Regions from separate parts of the Homo sapiens genome. Here region 2 is linked to region 1. A link is a contact called in ENCODE Hi-C or POLR2A ChIA-PET data. All regions are on one chromosome and are shown on one strand. Each heading gives the region's core, a stretch centred on a gene start or an enhancer-like site at or near the end of the contact. The rest is flanking DNA. Distances are from core to core; before and after follow the strand shown. Region 1 overlaps NUAK1 (NUAK family kinase 1). Region 2 has its middle 160 kb from the start of CASC18.

Region 1 (5,829 bases), core at 3,242-5,741:
CTCCCTCTCACTGAGGCGTCGCCGCTCACTGATGTAATCGTACAGCTCCCCTTTGCTGGCATATTCCATGATGATCACAATCTTATCTTTGTTCTCAAACACTGCAGAGGGAAAACAGCAATACACAAACACCCCGTTTAGCCAACAAGCTCACTTATGCTACAGAGAATGCGAGAGAGGACAACGGAGATGTCGCCAGGCAGAGGATCGACTGATGGGTCAGAACACAAATCAGCCAATTCAGCATCACGAGGCGTGGGGCGTGCTGTCCCGCCAGGTGGAAAATGGTGTGTGTCACCACCACTGTTCCTGGACACGCCTTTGTCATGCTAAGGGAAATGTGGTTCCCTTTTCTGAGGACCCCACTTTCCTTGTCAAGATCATTTCTCATACCCTCTCCCAGAACGGCTTTCCTGTAGACAGGATGATGGGTAACAACAAACACAACCAATAATTTATTAACCACTGGATACGGACCAGGTAGCCGGCCCTGACAGAGCTACTCTGACCCCAAAATGGGTGCTCAATCTTGTCATCTCTTTATAACTTCCCATCTCAGGCAAATAAAACCCAAAGCTTTTAATGTGGCCCACCAAGTCGTGCACGATCCCATGGGCCCCTCTCAGCCCTACTACACACCCATTCCATGTATTTATTTATTCTGTCTCCCCCAGTCAAATGTAAAAGGGGGTTGTCCTGTTTCACTCACTGGTGTATCCTCAGCACCCAGAACAGTATTTGGCACAGAGTAACATAGTAGGAGCTCAGCTAATATTTATTAAATGAGTAAACTCAAACTACATAAAGGCATTTCTGAACATTAATAATAAATAACAATATAGCACTTACTGTGCACCAAGTTTGTGTGTAAGGTTTTAAGTACCTCACATGTACTGACTCATTTAAACCCTATGACAAATAATCAGGGAAATATCTGTAATTTTACCATTTGAAAGATGAAGGCACTGAGGCCTAGGGAGGTTAAGAAACTGGCACGGCCTGCAATCAGGCAGTTTGGCGTCAAAGATCAAGTGCAGAACTACCAGATGAGATGGCCTCCCAAAGAGCTGGCTGGAATCAGCAGGGCTCCAGTCCCCAGCATGGATGGGGAACTAATGCCGCAGGTTGCAGGGCCGCTGCTACTATGATCTCAAGCCGGTTCCCGGCCACCAGGTCCAGCCCCTTCTCACTCAACCTCCACACCACCAAGGAAACAGTCTTCCCAAATGCTTGTAAATGCTTCTTTCTACCCAATGCTGATGCTCTCTAGCCGTTATGTTCAAAGTCAGGGTTCCAGGCAGATGGCCAGGGACCCATGCAAGGAGGCAGGGAGAAGGGAGGCCACAAATGACAGGCTGTCCAAAGCCACTCCATTGCCACCTGTTTCATACTTTGGACTTTCACATAAGATGTCCTTTGAGCAAGGATAAAATAAGCAATATTTGTTTTGAAATCCATCATCACTCTTAAGGGATATAGTACAAAAACCTTTGTAGGCTACCCAAGACCCTCCCTGAAGGTCCCCTGCCTACCTCCCTCCATCTCATCCACTTTTCTAACATTTCCATCAGGCCCCCTATGCCCAGCACCCTAATTCATTAGCCAAGACTGTGCTCATATGTGGTTTCCACAGCGCCCCTCCCACTGCACTAGTCAATACTTGCCTCATAGCACGTGCAAACTGTGCAGGTTTATTTCTTGGTTTACATACCCAGGTCCTCTGCCTAGACGGACAGAGCTAAAAACTATAGTGTTGGAATGAGATACTCCTAGGGCTGTGTGATTCTAGGGATGTTGCTTGCCCTCTCTGGGCCTCAGTTTAGTCAACTACAAAACGTGAATAATATTAGCAAGTACTTAGAACTGCTGGGAGGACTTATTGATACCAGTTTGTTCAATGTTTACAAGGCCTTCCCCTTACAGCATACACTCAATTATGTTAGCTATTATTGTTGCTATCAATATTAATTCATCCCCAGAGCCTAGCACCAAGGCAGACACACATTCAATGAAGAACTGAGTTGACCTGGAACCTACCCTAGGCCTGGGTCCCCTGTCCTCCCATACCTTGTTGCTGGCTGCTAGAAGCTCAGACCCCTCCAGTTCCTTTTTGGCTCCTTCAAGTCCAGCCAAACCTCCCTGATAAAATGAAGGGGGAAGGAGGAGGGTAGGGAGGAGGAGGAGGAGAGAACATCCAGATAAAATTGGCTGCTCCAGCGTCTGCTGGCCTCGGTGTACCCTGCAGCTTTGGCTCCTGCCAGGGATTTCAGCCTGTTGTGCACTTTTCATTAACAATAAACCTTGGAAACTGGAAACACCCCGACTGCCTCGGGATGCATGGCCCAGGCCCCAAAAATGAAAGAGTGATAGGCCCTGGAGAGGGCAGCGGGTTTTCTAATTTTAAAAAGGAGGGATGTAGGAAGAAGGAAAGTACTTTGACAGGTAAATAAACAAGAAGACTCACACCCCAAAGAGTCTGGCACGTCTTTAAGGGAGCCAAAGCCTCTGGCCCTTCAGCGACTGTCGGGAGGTGTGAGCCACTTGCCTCACACAGACAGAAGGGCTGTTTCAGTGGCTGGATTCTTCCCTCTCCAACTGGCTGATTTGGTATCAAGGAGACACAAACACAATTCGGTTCAATACAGTCCAATACACCAAATATTTTACTAAGCAGCTTCCATCAATCAGTCCTACTGATCCTGTCTCTACAATATATCCCGAGTCTGGCCAGGTACGGTGGCTCACGCCTGTAATCCCAGCCCTTTGGGAGGCTGAAGCAGGTGGATCACTTGAGGCCAGAAGTCACCAGACTGGCCAACATGGTGAAACCCCATCTCCACCAAAAATATAAAAAATTAGCCGGGTGTGGTGGCAGGTGCCTGTAACCCCAGTTACTGGGGAGGCTGAGGCAGGACAATAGCTTGAACCCAGGAGGTGGAGGTTGCAGTGAGCCGAGATCACACCACTGCACCCCAGCCTGGGCAACTGAGTGAGACTTCATCTCAAAAATAAAATAAAATATATCGCAGATCTGTCCACCTGTCTCACCTCCAAGGACATCCCTTACCCCCATCCTTTCTGGTTGCCAGACCTCACACTTGCCTCCCTGCTGACTGCATTTGGAGGGGTCAAGAAATAGTTCCAAATGCATATTCCATGGAGTACTCATTCTGCAAGCTATCTTGAAGAAGAAAAAATTCCACAGTCAAACCCAAGCCAAACATTAATACTTGATGGTCCTCAGAGAGCCTGGTTTCCTTAACTCAGAGTTCTGCCAGTTGATTGGGCCATTTCAATCCTCCTATTGGCATCCAGAAGAACTCATATGGAGCCAGTTTGGGAAACACTGGATGAATGAGATGATACCCGAGGGATAAAACTGGCCCCTCATTCTCTCAGGCAGGGCCAGTGAGCAATCTGGTCAGAGAACTGTCCGAGCAGCCAGGCCTGGCTCTGGGACACCATCCCCCAGTCCCCCATAGGAAGAAGCCCAAGTCTCACGGTCAAGGCCCTGTCACCTTAAATTAATTGAGAGCAAAGAAGATTTCTAGATTTCAAGCCTCAGTGTTTCATCAAGGAGGCCAGAGCTGTTACAGATGAAGCTTCTTGAAGCCTTTCTTAATAACAGCAAAATTTGCTGTAGGCTTACCATGTGCAGGCACCATGCTAATAATCATTCTGCATGAATTACATCATAAGGATTCGGTACTATGAGGATCCCCATTTTACAGATGAGAACACCTGGGGCGACAAGGTGAATAATAATTCCCATAACTACAAAGAGTACGAGGCATAGCCAGCACTGGGCCCAGCAGTCTGACTGCTACCCCCAAGCTCTCAGCCATTCCATTACTACTCATATATATCAACCCCTCTGACCCTCCGCCTCCTCATCAGTCCAATGAGACTAGTAATTTCCTCACAGGTCTATCGCCCTCAGCACGGTGCCCCGGCCAGTGCTCAACGAATGGAAGCTGTGCTCATAATTACTTCATCAGCCACTTAGGCAGCTCTAGCAAAACAAAACCCTAAGACTTTCCTCTCCCTGCTGGCATCGCTCTTTAAAACATGTTGTGGCTGCCACAGAATCACAGGATTTTCGAGCAGGAAAGGACCTTAGAGATTGGGTGTTATTTTTCCAGAATAGTCCAGGATTTATAATGTATAAGAGCAAGGCCTTGGGAATTAATACTGAAGAATGAGCAGCTTCCACACCCTTGGCCCAACGCTCCTTTGCCCGTGCTTAAGGTCACTATCTACAAGGTGACAGGGATACTCTTGGCCATTCTTCTAGCAAAAAAAGGCTGCTTCCCTTGGGCACTTTTACAACTGGTTATTTATAAGCCCAGAAATCTTGTCTGTGTTTATGTTATTAGTCACTAAGCAAAAGCTTATTTTCCACCAGTTGGGAAGGGTTTCCTTTCTGAAAAATGAAAGCCTGTGTCTCTTGGCCAGACAGTTTTACCCAGAGGCCCGGTGGCTCCAGAATGGTAAGGAAAACTATGGCCCTTGACATGCCAGGCCTACCAGGAAAATTAAATCCCTGAATAGAAACTTAGCTCAGCCTGAGTCAGCCCACAGCACTGGGGCCATGGCCAGGTGGTGTACAGCCTGGTTTTTAGCACAGCAGAAAGCACCTACTATGCAGATGGCACTGGGGATACCGAAAGAAGACTTTTCCCAGTTTGGAGGGGAAGGAAAGGCAGGCCAGGTAGAAGGGTCAGCATGAGGAAGGGAACAGAGCAGAAACAGAACCGCCAGCAGCTGGCAGGGCCAGGGACTAGGAGGAGAGAAAGAAGACGGCGATGAATAAAACACAAGACCTTGAAAGCCCACAAGGAGCTGCAGGTGAGTCACACAGGCAACCAAACATCGCCGAGAACAATCCAAGAGACAGGAGCAAGGCACAGGACAGCATCCAGGATCCTGGACCTGTGAAATTGTCTGGGGCTCAATTTTTTCCAGGAGACTTCCCAGACAGGGATCTCTCCTTCCCTAGAAAGCTTGTAATAAGAATAGTTAATATTTATTGAACAGTTACTACATGTCATGGATTAAAACATTTATTCCTCACAATAATCTTATGAGATAGGGATCCATATTATCCCTACTTTATAAATAGGGAACCAAGCCGGGGATGGTGGCTCACACCTGAAATCTCAGCACTTTGGAAGGCCGAGATGGGAGGATTGCTTGAGGCTGGGAGTTTGAGACCAACCTGGTCAACATAGCGAGACCTCATCTCTAAAACAAAAAATAAAATAAATAAATAAATAGGGCACCAGCACTCACATCAAGAAACAATATTGCCAGCCCCCTGCAAGCACCCCTGCCATGCCCTCTTTCTGTCATTAATCATCTCCCCAAAGATACAGATACACCAATACCATGAATATGAGGAATATGAACCAAAATCGTAGATGAGTTTTGAAGTTCTAAAAACTGGAGTCATAGCCGGGCGTGGTGGCTCATGCCTGTAATCCCAGCACTTTGGGAGGCCGAGGCGGGTGGATCATGAGGTCAGGAGACCGAGACCAGCCTGGTCAACATGGTGAAACCCCGTCTCTACTAAATATACAAAAAATTAGCTGGGCGTGGTAGTGGGCACCTGTAATCCCAGCTACTCAGGAGGTTGAGGGACAAGAATCGCTTGAACCCAGGAGAAGGAGGTTGCAGTGAGCCAGCCTGGTGACAGAGCGAGACTCTGTCTCAAAAAAAAAAAATGGAATCACGTAGTATACCTTCTTTTGTCATTAATTCAACATGTTTGTGAGAATAATCTACGTTGCTCAATGTCGTCAAAGATTGTTCATTCTCATTGCTCTAGAG
Region 2 (5,854 bases), core at 1,993-4,492, 230 kb before region 1:
TGCTAAAACCCTCTATACTGCCACAATTAATACTGAGCCATGGAAACATCAGGCTGAAACAGGAAACACTAAGCTGATGTCAGCTCTGTTGCCCACATAGAAATGTCATTCCTGGACACAGGCACTTGCAGTAAATATCTAGTGAAGACAGTAGGAATAGAAATGCCTACAACTATAAATCCTTGGAAATGTTGACTCATGTAAGTTTGAACTTCTAGCCATTTGCTGATGAGAATGGCATCTTCTAGGTGCAGCCCACGGGCACAGAGGGCACCAGGGACCAGCAACAATCGCATGTCAAAAGGATAAGGAAACTCAAGTGCATTGGGCTGCCCCACTCAAGAAGAAGCTCCCATAATAGGTCAAATTCCAACAGAGGAGATTTTTGCATTGGCAGAGAGGGAATGATGTCTTACATGACAGATGACAGCCCTTATAATTCAAACAGTCTCTACTTCTTTTATTAAGAAATATTTTGAAAAACATGAGGTGCTCAACTTATTTTTTCAATCCCAGGACATACCCATCTGCTTTTGCCTTCCAGTTTCATGCTGAAAAATTTAAAGTGATACTATTTTCATCTCTTCCCTCATTTCAATACAGAAGAACCCTGATGAACTAACGCATAGAGAGAGCAATTTTTTACGGACAGAGGGGAACTGTGGAAAGGTGGTGACGGTCCAGCCCCTGTAGAAAAATTCTGAATCCCCATTTGCTGGTATGTTCTGCCACCTCTCTGTGCCTCAGTTTCCATTTCTGTAAAGCAGGGAAACATCTATGGAGCTGTTGTGAGGATTAAATGAGTTAGCAAAGGCAAAGCATCTCGAAGTTTCTGGCACATAGTAAGCACCCAATAAATGTGACCTAATTTTATTCTGTGTACTTACTTTGTACCAGAAACTTTCACTTCAAGAATGTTATTTAATCCTTAAAAATTAAAAATTATTCCTAGTTTCCAGATCAAAGGTTAAGTGACTTAACAAAGTCTAGCAAATAGTAAAAGTAGGATACAAACCAAATTCCTTATCTTCTTGTCTTTCCTGCCATCTTATGCTACTGTGCTAATCTGATTCACCAATTAAAAGCCATTTCCATAAAGCATGAATTCAATTAGGTTTATATTTTTAAATTTTTGATCTAACAATAGAATGGATCCCCTTTCTGCCCATCTTTATTTTTTTGTCACGTGTGTGTGTTTATGTGTGTGTGTGTGTGTGTGTGTGTGTGTGTGTGTGTTTTTCAAGGTTGAGGTACTTAACCTGATACTTAAATGTGACTCTAAACCCCTTGAAGGCAAACTTCATTTCATCTGTATCATATGACTTGGTGGAAAGGCATATACAGAGGAAGGATTTGGTGACAAGAGATGGCTTATGGTAGCCCCCACCTGGAGTGGGCCTCTACTTTCCCACCAAGGCTAATTTAGAAGGCAGAGGGTGCTAAAGGCAGTTGGAAATATTAGAGGTTGTCCTTTGCTTACCAGCTTCTTCCAGGACCCATGTGTCTCCCAGCCCCCTTCCCAGACCTAGTTCTACCCTCAGTACAAGACATCTCAGCCTCTGAGAGACTCTAAGGTAGGAAAGATATGGACATAAATGAAGAAGGGAAGGAGAAAGGAGTGAGAACATTGAGAGGAGTTTTCTCAGTGGCTTGTGATTTTCCCTAAAGAAGGAAACAAGGGCATGGCATGAGTGAGGGAAGGTGGGCGGGGGAGCCTAGAATGAGATGGGAGAGAGCTGACTCAACGGGAAAAAGCAATGCCAGAAGACTGTGAGGGCCATTGACCAAGGAAGCCAAGAATGCGACTTCATTATTTCACACTAACTGTGCCTTTCTTAGAAAAAATAGCTTGGACTCTTGAAACATCAGGCTGTGGTCTCTAGGTTCCTTTGAGGATGGATGGTGGTATGACTTGGCTATGTCTCTATCCAAATCTCATCTTGAATGGTAGCTCCTATAATTCCCACATGTTGTGGGAGGAACCCGGTGGGAGATCCTTGAATCATGGGGCAGTTTCCTCCATACTGTTCTTAGTGAATAAGTCTCACAAGATCTGATGATTTTATAAGGGGAAATCCCTTTTGCTTGGTTTTTCTCATTCTCTCTTGCCACTGCCATGTAAGAACTTGCCACTGCCATGTAAGTTCTCTTGCCACTGCCATGGAAGTTCTTGCCACTGCCATATAAGAACAGTTTTTCTCCTTCTGCTATGATTGTGAGGCCTCCCCAGCCATGTGGAGCCTCTTTTTCTTTATAATTTACCCAGCCTCAGGTATGTCTTTATCAGCAGCATGAAAACAGACTAATACAGATGGTGAGTTCATTCAGCTCTGTGTGGATTCATTCAACCACCACGTAAACCTGTATTGAACACATACTATGTGCCAGGAAGTCCACTGGGCTCTGAGGACACAATGGTAGTAGAAATAAAAAATGCTTCTGCTTTCATGGAACTTACAGTATGATGTGGGAGATGATCAAAAAGCAAAAGACAACCATTTTCATAAATAAGAAGACAGGGTATAAGGAGGGAGAATAATGGGGAACACCTTCTGAACTCCGGGGGTGGTTCAGAGATGGCCTTACAGAAAGCGGGAAAAGAGCATCCAGGCTGAGGGAATAGCATGTGTGGAGGGGGCCAGAGGAGAAAGGAGCTAATCAGGGCAGGAGCCTAAAGTACAGGGAGCAAGGGGCAGTGAGGCCAGAGGGATTGATAGAATGGTAGGCAGGTCAAGTGGGGCCTGTCAGGGTTTGGATTTTAATTTTAATTTAATTTAATTTCAACTGGGACATCCATCTTTGTACCTGATGAGGCTCTCTTCCCAGCAATGTCCAAGTTGAACATTCTAAAAGTTTTAGGTTAAGGTAGTATCTTTGCATCACCTACACTGTCCCCAAGCTCTCAGGACGAGACAGCATATTTGGGAAATGCCTGGGGAGTAGGGTCACACTAAACACAAACATTTTTGTCTTAAGAGGGCTCACCACCTTGGACCACATCCCTCCAAACCACTGGGAAGCTTTGTAAACATACAGATGGATGCCTGGGCTCCACCTCAGGCCCTCTGCATCAGAATCTTGGCGGGGTGGGTGTGGGTAAATTCAAGCCCTAGATGTGCCTTTAATGCCTTACAAAGTTCCAACTTGCCTCTTCAGGCTCATAAAATCTCCATCATACCAAACATGGAGCCCAAAGAGAATGGCTTTCCCTTTGTTGATAATGACTCAACCAAAGCATTCCTCCCCTGCTTCGTTTACCTGCCGTGGGCCTCTTAGCAAAGCACACCTGTCCATCTGTCAATATTTACTCTGTCTGCTGCCCTCAACAAAAGAAGGGAAAATTGTTTTCACTGTCAAGCTAGTGTTTATACAAAGGATTTGTAGACTTTCTCAGAGCTATGAAAAATCCATCACCCTCAGTTAACCTGTGCCCTTAATGAGGTGGTAGCTTTTCTCCCACCATCCCATCCATCAGGGATGACAGTATGTAGCTTGTCAACCAGTAAGCATTCAGGTTGAAAATGATTTCACCCAGAAACCTGGGGAGACAGATGCGTGAAGTGTAACCCAATCTCACAGGGTGAAGCCTGCCCTGCTGATTACAGAGGACAGCCTCAGTGGGGCTTCATCTAGGACCCAATGAGAGGAGATCCACAAATGCCAAGACACTTATAAGAAGCCAATATTCTTTGGCACTCAGAAAGCTTATCAGCCCATTACATCTGCTCCAATCAATACTTCACCCAGTGTAACTTCCAAGGGAGGGCTCTACTGCTGTTGAGTCAAAAGAAATTGAGATTCATGTTGCTGGAACCAAGCAATGCTCAGAGACATGCACTCCTGAGAGGTGGCTGGGCTCACTCCCAAGGAGAACAATATTCACCAATGAAACAACTGCCTGGCTCCAACGGGCTTTTGACATCCAAGCCACCTGGGACAGACACACTGAAAAGCCATTTGCAGGATACAGGAGGAAAAACAGATCCGATCACTGCCTTTGTCATTCAGAAGAGCCCTTGAGGTTTATGGACCAATCCAAGGGGCAAAAAACAAACCATATCTGTGAAAGAGCTTCAGGGCCCACATACACTCTGCTGGAAGTGCAGCCCAGACCTGCTGCCCCAGTTCCTACTGTGTGCCCACTGCTAAGCTGGGCACTAAGAAGTAAACCAAATGATCTGTGTGATTCACAGAGCATCTGAAGCAGCCTCCAGAGGGGCTCAAACTCATCTCAAAATGCATGGAAGAATCTGGGGGATCCTGGCTCTCCATGGGGGGCAAAATAAATAATATTAACAGATATGTCATTTACTATGTACCTTACTGTATGCCAGGAAAAGATTGATAAATTTTAACTCATTGAATTAAAACTCAATCCAACTCTCTGGGATAAGTCCTGTTATCTTTAGAAAGGGGACAAAACTAGGACCCACCCAAGCAGAGTGTTCTGAGATGGAATCTCAATAAAATAGTATCTAGAATGTGCTTAGAATAGTCCTAGCATGTTTAGGCCCTCAGGAAGTGTTAGACACTTTTTATTATGATGATTATTACGGCTACTACTACTTTTATTAGTCTCATTTTACAGCTGAGAAAACTGAGGCTTGGAGAGGTTATGGGATTAGCTGAAGGTCACATTGGCAATGAGCAAAAGCCAGCATCAAAAGCTAGGTCTTCCAGCTCTGGAGAGTGACGTCTTCTCTGTCAGGCTGTAAAAGACCTGCTCTGCTCGAACTGTGGGTGGGGTGTGAGGACCTCACTTCCTTCAGAAAGAATCTGGGGCCAGCACAGGATCTATTCCTGGGTACCTCGGTCGTGGTGTACTGCCGCCCTCGTACTGTTCGCATCCACCTCCCACACGGACTGGGCCGCACTTGGTAAGCTGCCCCAGCTCTCCTGCTCCCTGGAAACAGGCAGCCCTGCTCTGGGCACTGGTGCATCCCAGGACCTGTTCTCCAGGCCACTCCCGGGGTGGCTGCAGTGTAAGACCCCACACCTCCTCCCCTGGAGGCCCTTTGCCAGGGATGCAGGGGAAACAGGACTCCTCACCTCTGAACCTTGGTTCTCTCCCTTCCTAAGCCTCTTGAGCTGGCTGGGCCCCCCAGAGAGGAACAAGTTCCTTTGTGAGGGGAACTGACTCAGGTCTCTTATCACCAACTCCCCAGAGAGTATGAGGCTGGTATATTGTTTTTCTTCTTGCTGCCACAACAAATTCCCATGTACTTTGTGGCTTAGAAGGACAAAAATTACTGTTAACATTTCTGGATGCCAGGAGTCAAAAATGAATCATACAGGGCTAAAGTCAAGGTGTTGGCAGAGCTGGTTCCTTCTGGATGCTCCAGGGGAGAATCCGTTCCTTGCCTCTTTTAGCTTCTAGAGGCCGCCTGCATTCTGTGGCTCGTGGCCACATCACACCAATCTCTGCTTCCTGTCCCACCTCCTCTGACTCTGATCCTCTCACCTTCCTCTTCTAGGGACCTTGTGATTGCAATAGACCCACATAGATAATACAGAACGATCTCCACATCTCAGGATTACTAGCTTTATCACATTTGCAAAGCCTCTTTTACCATGTAAGGGAACATGTTTGCAGGTTTTGAGGATTATAATGTGGACATCTTTGAGGGCCATGATTCAGACTAGCACAACTGGATTTCTTCAACAAGCTTTGACTGCACTCCAGCCAGACCCAGGCACTGTGCTGGGCACTAGGCGCTCTGTTCAAGGCCTCCAAAACAGCTAGATGTGTTGATGTGAGTGCCCGCATGTTCATAGCTTCTTGGAGGTACAGATTACTTCTTGTTTGACTCCCTCCTTTGTGCCAAGCACATCCTAATAGCTAATACTTATTATA

Evidence for each region. Hi-C counts contacts between places; a loop is a spot of excess contacts on that map. ChIA-PET counts read pairs that join two places held with the same protein, here RNA polymerase II (POLR2A). Pooled maps may share reads with other maps.
Region 2: a loop to region 1 is called in a map of ascending aorta, with 2.2 times the contacts of the local background. The contact joins two enhancer-like sites. A Hi-C loop is called at or near these places in 2 of 168 maps with a recorded cell type or tissue (aorta and ascending aorta) and 3 of 50 pooled maps. POLR2A ChIA-PET finds 5 or more read pairs at or near these places in 3 of 52 experiments (MCF 10A, WTC11 and endothelial cell of umbilical vein).

Annotation. Positions count from the first base shown.
Region 1 is chr12:106,086,785-106,092,613 of GRCh38, forward strand. It overlaps NUAK1 (NUAK family kinase 1), which reads right to left. Exons shown (of 7, transcript NM_014840.3): 3 at 1-101. Among named protein-coding and RNA genes, the nearest start is that of NUAK1, 49 kb to the right of the region's middle. Within about 2 kb of position 4,492, at least 12 of the 41 ENCODE cell types and tissues checked have a DNase peak (open chromatin) inside an H3K27ac peak, as active enhancers do; they include ascending aorta, where a contact is called at or near this core.
Region 2 is chr12:105,857,454-105,863,307 of GRCh38, forward strand. No RefSeq gene overlaps it. Among named protein-coding and RNA genes, the nearest start is that of CASC18, 160 kb to the left of the region's middle. RefSeq lists an enhancer at 3,702-4,203. Within about 2 kb of position 3,243, at least 3 of the 41 ENCODE cell types and tissues checked have a DNase peak (open chromatin) inside an H3K27ac peak, as active enhancers do; they include ascending aorta, where a contact is called at or near this core.